Regions from separate parts of the Homo sapiens genome. Here region 2 is linked to region 1. Evidence: read pairs that join two places in POLR2A ChIA-PET (ENCODE). Cell type or tissue: Panc1. All regions are shown on one strand.

The links. Peaks named below come from ENCODE experiments on the same cell type or tissue, not always from the same donor. Only the 100,000 strongest peaks of a DNase experiment are listed, where the experiment ranks them.
Region 2: POLR2A ChIA-PET joins it to region 1 with 12 read pairs; 2 of 35 experiments call an interaction of 5 or more read pairs at or near these places.

Annotation. Positions count from the first base shown.
Region 1 is chr3:129,202,453-129,207,452 of GRCh38, forward strand. No RefSeq gene overlaps it. Among named protein-coding and RNA genes, the nearest start is that of CNBP, 21 kb to the left of the region's middle. In Panc1, no CTCF peak of the experiment used is centred here; no DNase peak of the experiment used is centred here; H3K27ac peaks cover 978 bases.
Region 2 is chr3:128,672,925-128,677,924 of GRCh38, forward strand. It overlaps the pseudogene POU5F1P6. Among named protein-coding and RNA genes, the nearest start is that of RPN1, 25 kb to the left of the region's middle. RefSeq lists an enhancer at 2,412-2,481. In Panc1, no CTCF peak of the experiment used is centred here; no DNase peak of the experiment used is centred here.

The DNA of each region.
Region 1 (5,000 bases):
CTATTCATCACTCTCTCCTAATCCTTGGCAACCTGGACTTCTCCGTATTTTTGCTTTTCCAGACTGTTATGTACAGTATTTGGAATCACACAGTATGTAGCCTTTTCAGATTGGCATCTTTCACTTAGTGATACGCGTTTATGGGTCCTCCATGTCTTTTCATGTCTTGATAGTTCATTTTTTAGTGCTGAATGCTATTCCATTGTCTGAATGTACTACAGTTTATCCATTCACCTGCTGAAGGACATCTTGGTGGCTTCCAAGTTTTGACAATCATGAATAAAGCTGGTATAAGCATCTGTGTGCAGGTTTTTTGTGGACATATTTTCAGTTCATTTGGTTAAATAACCACAAAGCAAATTGCTGGTTCATATGGTAGGAGTATATTTAATTTTTGTAAGAAACTGCCAAATTGTCTTCCAAAGTGTCTGTACCATTTGCCCTTCCCCTGAGCAATGAATGAGAGTTCCTGTTGCTCAACATCCTTGTCAGCATTTGATATTGTCAGTGTTTTAGATTTTGGCCATTCTAATAGATGTGTAATAGTATCTCATTTTTGTTTTAATTTGCAATTCCCTAAGGGCATATGATATATAGTTTGGATATTTGTCGCCACTCAAATCTCATGTTGAAATGTAATCCCTAATGTTGGAGGTGGGGCCTGGTGGAGGGGTTTGGGTCATGGGGCAGATCCCTCATGGCTTGGTGCTGTCCTTGCAATGGTGAGTGAGTTATCATAAGATTGGTTGTTTAAGCGTGTGGCACCTTCCCCCTACACTGTCTTGCTCCTGCCTTCACCATGTGATGATGTGCCTGCTCCTGCTTCACCTTCCATCATGAGTGAAAGCTCCCCGAGGCCTCCCCAGAAGCTGATAAGATAGATGCTGGTGCCATGCTTGTACAGCCTACAGAACTGTGAGAAATTAAACCTCTTTTCTCAATAAAATACCCAGTCTCAGGTATTTCTTTTCTTTCTTTTTTTTTTTTTTTTGAGATGGAGTCTCACTCTGTCGTCCAGGCTGGAGTGTGGTGGCGCAATGTTGGCTCACTGCAACCTTCACCTCCCAGGGTCAAGTGATTCTCCTGCCTCAGCCTCCCAAGTAGCTGGGATTACAAGTGCATGCCACCATGCCCAGCTAATTTTTGTATTATTAATAAAGATGGGGTTTCACCATGTTGGCCAGGCTGGTTTTGAACTTCTGGCCTCAAGTGATCCTCCTATGTTGACCTCCCAAACTGCTGGGATTATAGGTGTGAGCCACCATGCCCAGCCTGGCTACTTTTAAGTTTCCATTTCTCTCCAGCAATAACTAATCTTTTCATTCATTATGTCTGTTGTAACCTTTAACATATTGATAATAGTTGCTTTATATTTAAATTTTTGTTAATTTATTTAGAGATGGGATCTTGCTCTGTTGCCCAGGCTGGAATGCAGTGGTACAGTCATGGCTCACTACAGCCCTAAACTCCAGGAGTCAGGTAATCTTCCTGCCTCAGCCTCCTGAGTAGTTGGGACTACAGGCAGGAGCCACTGTGCCCAGAGTGTCCTCATACCTTAAATGCACAATTTCTGTTGCTTACAGTCCAATAACCATTACTGAGTGCTATAGAAATACCAAAAAAACATACATTTTGAAAACAGTCAGAACAGGGTTTGAATCAGGACTTTATCTTGGAGCAAGTTCTTCAACCTCTGTGAGCTCAGTTTTCTTGTCTCCAAAACATAGATCATCTTCACATGACTTTGTGAGGCTTAAATGAAATGAGATTGCATATGTAAAAGTGCCCAGCTCAAGCCTAGTATTTACTGGCCACTGAATAATTATTAGTTTCATTCCCCCTGTACCTATATTATACAAAAAACAAAAGAGGCATTAAAATAGACATCATATTTCTTCATGTGAAAAGCTGTTTTATACGGTTTTATACACAGTTTGAATAGGTAGGAATAATATACAAATTCTGATCAAAATCATAAAATAAAGCTAGGAAATTTTAATTAGTTGAAACTTTAGAAAAACTAAGTAAATAAACTAAATAACTGAATAAATTTAGAATTAAAAAGTAGATATTACCCGAATTTTGGTATGTAAATGAATGTAAAAAACATATAGCCAAAATCACATTAGCAAAAATTCTGTTTCTGCATCAGCCCTGAACCTGCATTTGCTTATAAGTAACATGGTAATTTAACAGGATTCATTTAATTCTTGGCTCCTACTAAAGAGACACTGTCCCTGCCCACGGGCTACACTCCAATAGAGAAGAATACAGAACCAAATGCAGTAGAACTCTGGCAAATGATTCAATAATTCATTCTTCAGTTAATAGGGTTGCAAAAAAAAAAAGTACACTCAGCAAACATTTATTGAGAACCTACTGTGTGACAGGCATGTTCCAGGCACTGCAGATGACACAGAGGATCATCTGGCTTATGGAGTTGTTGTTGTTGTTGTTGTTTTTGACACAGGGTCTCTCTCTGTTGCCCAGACTGGAGTGCAGTGGCATGATCTCGGCTCACTGCAACCTCTGCCTCCCAAGCTCAAATGATCCTCCCACCTCAGCCTCCCCAGTAGCTGGGACCACAGGTGTGAGTCCCAGCTAATTTCTGTATTTTTTGTAAAGATAGGGTCTCCCTATGTTGCCCAGGCTGGTCTCGAACTCCTGGCTTCAAGCAATCCACCCACCTTGGCCTCCCAAAATGCTGGGATGATAGGTGTGAGCCACTGTGCCCAGCCTTATGGAGTTTACTTTACCAGGGCTGTGTTTAGAGAGAGCTTTGCCAAAACATAAACACACAAACACTGCCAACGGGAGAATGCCACGTAGTGAGGTAAGCAAACAATGGCAACAACAAAGTTCTCCCGCTCTCAGCCAAGAAAAGCCCAACTCTATGCCTTAGCAGAATGACCAAGTAACACTGTCCTGGACCTTCAGGGTCACCAGAGAACAGGCCAAACTAAGACTGCTTCAGCCTACAAATGACAAGAGCCTACCATACAAGCAGAGTATTCTATGACACCAGGACACGCTAAAGCCATGTGGGCCTCTGTGGTCTAGGTTTGCCTCTCCCTGCAGCCACATGGGCTGTGGAGAGTTTTTGGGAGTTTCCTGCCTTCATGCCCTGCACATACTCTGCCTGGACCACTCTTGTGCTTGCCGTTCCTGCCAACTCCCAGGTGAACCACGCATCCTTGGGTCACAGTCTTTGCAGGCAGTGACCCACACACCCTCAGGAGGAGATGCCCTGGCAGAGCCCCGCCCCCACTCCATCAGGTATGCTATGTACTGGGCTGAAAGGTTCTACAGAAACACATGGGGGCTTCCCCACCAGGATGGCTGCTCCTAGGACAGGACTGGGTCACAAGTATTTTCTGTCTCCCTAGTGCTGGCCTAGAGTAGGTGCTTACAGCCATTTGTTAAATTGAAAGGGACAAGTGTACAAAGGCAGGCTGAGCCTGTCATCAGCCTGGCCACATTGTGTACGTGGCAGAATGATGGCCCTGGATACTGACCCCCTGCGCCCACTGCATCTGACACCGAGTCTGACTTAGAACTTTAATCTGGAAGGATTTTTTTTTTTTAATTTCTAAGTCTCCACCTCACCACTTTTTTTTTTTTTTTTTGAGACCAAGTCTCACTTTGTTGCCCAGGCTGGAGTGCAGTGGCATGATCTCAGCTCACTGCAACCTCCACCTCCTGGGTTCAAGCAATTCTCCTGCCTCAGCCTCCTGAGTAGCTGGGACTACAGGCATGTACCACCATGCCCAACTAATTTTTGTGTTTTTGTAAAGAAGGGGTTTCACCATGTTGGCCAGGCTTGTCTTAAACTCCTAACCTCAAGTGATCCCCCAGCCTGAGCCTCCCTAAGTGCTAGGATTACAGACGTGAGCCACTGTGCCCTGCCCACCTCACTACATTTTAAGTTGATTTTTTTAAAAGGGTCAGTGTTCATTAAAGGAAGACTAAACAGATTTCTGGTTGTTTTTGTTGTTGCTGTTTTAGAGACAGGGTCTCCCTCTGTTGCCCAGGCTGGAGTGCAGTGGCACAATCCTAGCTCACTGAAACCTTGAACTCTTGGGTTCAAGCGATTCTCCCATCTCAGCTTCCCAAGTGGCTAGGACTACAGGTATATACCACCATGCTTGGCTAGCAGATTTCTGTTTTACAAGCCAAGGCCTTCTGCAGCTTTGGAGTGGATTCTCTATCTGAATGTTTTATTGTGGTAAAATATACATAATGGCCGGGCGCGGTGGCTCACGCTTGTAATCCCAGCACTTTAGGAGGCTGAGGTGGGCGGATCACGAGGTCAGGAGATCGAGACCAAGGTGAAACCCCGTCTCTACTGAAAATACAAAAAAATTAGCCGGGCGTGGTGGCAGGCACCTGTAGTCCCAGCTACTCGGAGAGGCTGAGGCAGGAGAATGGCGTGAACCCGCGAGGCGGAGCTTGCAGTGAGCAGAGATGGCGCCAATGCACTCCAGCCTGGGCGACAGAGTGAGACTCCATCTCAAAAAAAAAAAAAAAAAATATATATATATATATATATATATATATACACACACACATACATATACATATATATACGTATATATATATATGTGTGTGTGTGTGTGTATATATATATACACATAACATAAAATTTACCACTTTAAGTGAAGAGTCCGGTGGCACTAAGTACATTCACATTGTTGGGCAACCGTCACCACCATCCATCTCAGAACTTTTTTGTCTTCCTCAACTGAAACTCTGTCCCCATGAAACACTAACTCCCCATTTTCCCTTCCCCCACCCCCTAGCAACTGTCATTCTGCCTTCTGTCTTTATGAATTTGACTACTCTAGGGCCCTCATGTAAGTAGAACCATACAGTATTTTCCTTTTGTGACTGGCTTATTCACTTAGCATGATGTCCTCAAGGTTCACCCATGTTGTAGCTCATGCTCAGAATTTATTTCCTTTTTAAGTCTCTAGTTGAATTCTTATCCCTTCATTTCGCTT
Region 2 (5,000 bases), 530 kb before region 1:
TAATTTGCATTCCCCTGATGATAGATGATAGGAAGGATCTTTCTTCTGCTTGATTTGCTGTCTGTAGACCTTCTTTGCTAAGGTGTCTATTAAGGTCTTTAGCCCACTTTTTTTTTTTTTTTTTTTTTGAGACAAGGTCTCGCTCTGTCACCCAGGCTGGAGTGCAGGGGCACTCATTGCAACCTCCAGCTTCCAGGCTCACAAGATCCTCCCACCTCAGCCTCCCCAGTAGCTGGGACTACAGGTGCATGCCACCACACCCAGCTACATATATATCTATATATATATATATATAGTTGTTTTTGTTGTTTGTTTGTTTGTTTTTGAGACAGAGTCTTGCTCTGTCGCCAAGGCTGGATGCAGTGGTGTGATCTAAGCTCACTGCAACCTCCGCCTCCCAGGTTCAAGCGATTCTCCTGCCTCAGCCTCCTGAGTAGCTGGGATTACAGACACATGCCACCACGTCCAGCTAATTTTTGTATTTTTAGTAGAGAGGAGGTTTCACCACGTTTGCCAAGCTAGTCTCGAACTCCTGACCTCAAGTGATCCGCCCACCTCGGCTTCCCAAAGTGCTGGGATTACAGGCGTGAGCCACTGTGCCCAGCTAATTTTTGTATTTTTTGTAGAGATGGGGTTTCACCATGTTGCCCAGGTTGGTCTCAAACTCCTAGGCTCAAGTGATCCTCCTGCCTCAGCCTCCCAAAATGCTGGGATTATAGGCATAAGCCACTGTGCCCAGCTAGCTAACTTTTGTTTTGAGACAGAATCTCACTATGTTGCCCAGGCTGGAGTGCAGTGGTGATTCATAGGCACTATCCCACTACTGATCAGCACAGGAGTTTTGACCTGCTCCATTTCTGACGTGGGCCTATTCACCCCACCTAAGGCAGCATAGTGGTCTCTGGCTTCTAACAGGGCATCACATTTTTTTTTTTTTTTTTTTTTTTTTTGAGACAGAGTCTAGCTCTTGTTGCCCAGGCTGGAGTGCAATGGCGTGATCTCGGCTCACCGCAACCTCCGCCTCCCAGGTTCAAGCAATTCTCCTGCCTCAGCCTCCTTAGTAGCTGGGCCTACAGGCTTGCACCATTATACTCGGCCAATATTTTGTATTTTTTGTAGAGATAGGGTTTCACCATGTTGGCCAGGCTGGTCTTGAACTCCTGGCCTCAGGTGATCTTCCCACCTTGGCCTCCCAAAGTGCTGGGATTACAGGCATGAGCCACCGCGCTGGAGTGCAGTGGCACAATCTTGGCTCACTCAACCTCTGCTTCCTGGGTTCAAGTGATTCTCCTGTCGCAGCCTCCTGAGTAGCTGGGACTACAGGCACGTGGCACCACGCCCAGCTAATTTTTGTATTTTTAGTAGAGATGGGATTTCACCATATTGGCCAGAATGATCTCAATCTTTTGACCTCGTGATCTGCCCATTTCGGCCTCCCACAGTGCTGGGATTACAGGCGTGAGCCACCACGCCCGGCCTTATTTTATTTATTTTTTACTGTGTCCCAGGTTTCTTTAAGAACAAAGTGATACATGATGTAGGGATTAAAAGCAAAAGCATCATTGAACTTCACCTTCCCTCCAACCAGTTGTCCCAAAATCCCCTGCCCCCACCCTTTGTGTGCCCAATTCCTTCCTTAGTGAATGAGGAACTTAAGCCCAAAAGCCCTGGCACAAACTCCAGGTTCTCCTCCCCTAGCTTCTTCCCTTCCTCTGTCCCCCATTCCTAGAAGGGCAGGCACCTCAGTTTCAATTCATGGCAGGGCCAAGTGGCAACAGAGACGGGGTAAAGGCTTCCCCTCGCAGCATAGTGAAGTGGGGGCTCCCATAGCCTGGGGTATCAAAATGGGGCCCTGGGGCCGGAGGAAAGAACACTGGCCCCCTGATAAGGGAGACCCAGCAGCCTGAAAATCCTCTCGTAGTGCATAGTCATTGCTTCATCACTTACCCTTCTGGCGCCAGTTACAGAACCACACTGGGGCCACATCCTCTCCAGCCCAACCTGGAGATCTGCTGCAGTGTGGGTTTGTGGGCGCACTGGCTGATGTGGCTGATCTGCTGGGCAATGTGGCTAATCTGCTGTAGTGTGGGTTTCAGGCACTGCAGGAACAAGTTCTCCAGCTTGCCTCTCACTCGGTTCTTCTTCTTTTTTTTTTTTTTTTTTTTTTTGAGATGGAGTCTCGCTCTGTCGCCCAGGCTGGAGTGCAGTGGCGCGATCTCTGCTCACTGCAAGCTCCGCCTTCCGGGTTCAGGCAATTCTCCCGCCTCAGCCTCCTGAGTAGCTGGGACTACAGGTGCCCGTGACCACACCCGGCTAATTTTTTTTTGTATTTTTAGTAGAGACAGGGTTTCACTTTGTCAGCCAGGATGGTCTCGATCTCCTGACTTCGTGATCCTCCCGCCTCGGCCTCCCAAAGTGCTGGGATTACAGGTGTGAGCCACCGCGACTGGCCCGGGTTCTTGTTCTTTCGGCCTGCCTGAGGGTCTCTGCTTTGCATATCTCCTGAAGCTCTTCATTGTTGGCTGCTTCCTCCACCCACTTCTGCAGCAAGGGAGGCAGCTTACACATGTTCTTGAAACTGAGCTGCAGAGCCTCAAAGCAGCTGATGGTCATTTGGCTGAACACCTTCCCAAATAGAACCCCCCAGAGGCTGGGCATGGTGACTCACTTCTGTAATCCTAGCACTTTGGGAGGCCAAGGTGGGAAGTCAGAAGTTCAAGACCAGCCTGGCCTGTAACATGGAGAAACCCCGTCTCTACTAAAAATACAAAAATTAGCTGGGCATAGTGGCACATGCATGTAATCCCAGCTACTTGGGAGGCTGAGGCACGAGAATCGCTTGAACCCAGGAGGCAGAGTGAAACGCCTAACCTTGTTTTTACTCTAACTCGTTACTTTGAATTTTATCCTGCTTGTCTCTTTAATCACCTAGCCTTGCTTCTCATGTAAATAAGACTCTCTCTAGCTGGGAAAGCCAGACAAACTCCAATTGACCCCTTAATTTACAAGATACTAAGGGCTCCTTACCCAACCCCCTTCCGCAAGGAGTTAACCTGTGTAAGCAGATCCTCAGCATTTCAAAGTAGCCCAATTAACTGATAAGGTACTAGCACCAACAATGTATGAAGTTCCCAGGATTTTTCTCAAAGAGATAACAACATAAAGCCTTGAGTTCCTGTCCGGCATACCCCCTATATCTAATTATAATAAAGGTTTAAAGCCTTGCACCTGGTACCGTTGCTCTTCTTGTAACCATTTGTCTTTTAAATTGTTTATCTCTTTGTAACCATTTTTTTTTTATTCTTGCATGTTTTTACTTCTGTAGAATTATTGCATTTGAGTTCCCCTCCCCTTCCTAAACCTAGGTATAAAAGTTAATCAACCCCCTTCCTCGGGGCCAAGAGAATTTTGAGCGTTAGCCGTCTCTTTGGCCGCCGGCTTAATAAAGGACTCTTAAATCGTCTCAAAGTGTGGCGTTCTCTCTAACACCCCTGGGCACAACAAGAGGTTGTGGTGAGCGAAGGTCACGCCACTGCACTCCAGCCTGGGCAACAGAGTGAGACCCTGTCTCAAAAATAAATAAACAAATAAATAAACATTTAAAAAAAGAGCCCCCAGGGTGAGCCCCACACGGGCCTGGATATATCCCAGGGTGATCCTCTTCTGCTTCAGGAGCTTGGCAAATTACAGAGCTTTGATGTCCTGGGACTCGTTGAGGTTTTGCTCCAGCTTCTCCTTCTCTAGCTTCATGGCACCAGCTGGGGCAGTGCAAGGCTCCAGGGAGGCCCCTCACAGTTGCTCTCCACCCAGGCTCCTGCCTCGCCCTCAGGCTGAGAGGTCTTCAAGCCACCTTGGGGCACTAGCCCCACTGCAACCGGAGACCCAGAGTATACCATCTGCCCACGGAACTCATGCAGTGGGGGGCACGGGAGAAACCCCCACATCTCAGAGCCTGGCCCAACACCCGGCCCAATTCCTGCCTTGGAAGCTTAGCCAAGTCCAGCTCCCGCCCCGCTGACCCATTACCTCCACCACCTGGAAGGGGCAAGAAGGTGAAATCCAAAGCCAGGTGTCCCACCATGGGGAAGGAAGGCTCCCCAAGCCAGGGATCTGGTGAAATGAGGCAAAAAGTTTTTAAATTTTAAAAAAAGTTGTTTTAGAAATGAGGTCTTGCTATGTTGCCCAGGCTGGAGTGCAGTGGCTATTCACAGGCATGATCATGGCTCATTACAGCCTGGAACTCCTGGGCTCAAGCGATCCTCCTGCCTCAGCCTTCTGAGTAGCTGGGACTACAGGCATGTGCCACTGTGACCTTCTTAAGGCTTTTGAAATTTTAAAAAGAAAAAGAGTCTGCATTCCTGACAACACACCAATGCCCCATACAAGACTCAGATGTGCCTGCCCTTATTGCTACTTATTGCTTGAGACAGATTAACCCTTGTCTGTTTAAGCCACTATAGAAGGCTACATTGTTATTTGCAATGTAATTTGCATTGTTATTTGCACTATAGAAGGCTACATTGTTATTTGCAGCCACAGTCATAATTATAATTATATGTGATAAATCTTGGAGCTTATTCTACAACAGTACTACTTTATTTTGTAGGAGGGGCTGCATAGAATTCCTGTTAAACAAATGTGTCTTTTTTTTTTTTTTGAGATGTGGTGTCACTCTGTCACCCAGGTTGGAGTGCAGTAGTGCGATCTCCACTCACTGCAACCTCTGCCTCTGCAGCTCAAGTGATCCTCCTGCCTCAGCCTCCTGAGTAGCTGGGACTACAGGTGCCTGCCACCACGCCCAGCTCATTTTTGTATTTTTTGTAGAGACAGCGTTTCACCATGTTGCTCAGGCTTGATGTGTCATTTTTCAAAAATCAAGCCAGTCCCCTATTTATGAACAATTAGTTTGCTTCCATGCTTTTGCCATTCAAACAGCCCTCAACTGTACCTCTTTCTACGTTTGTCTGTGCACATGGGGGAATACATATGTAAGATAGTTT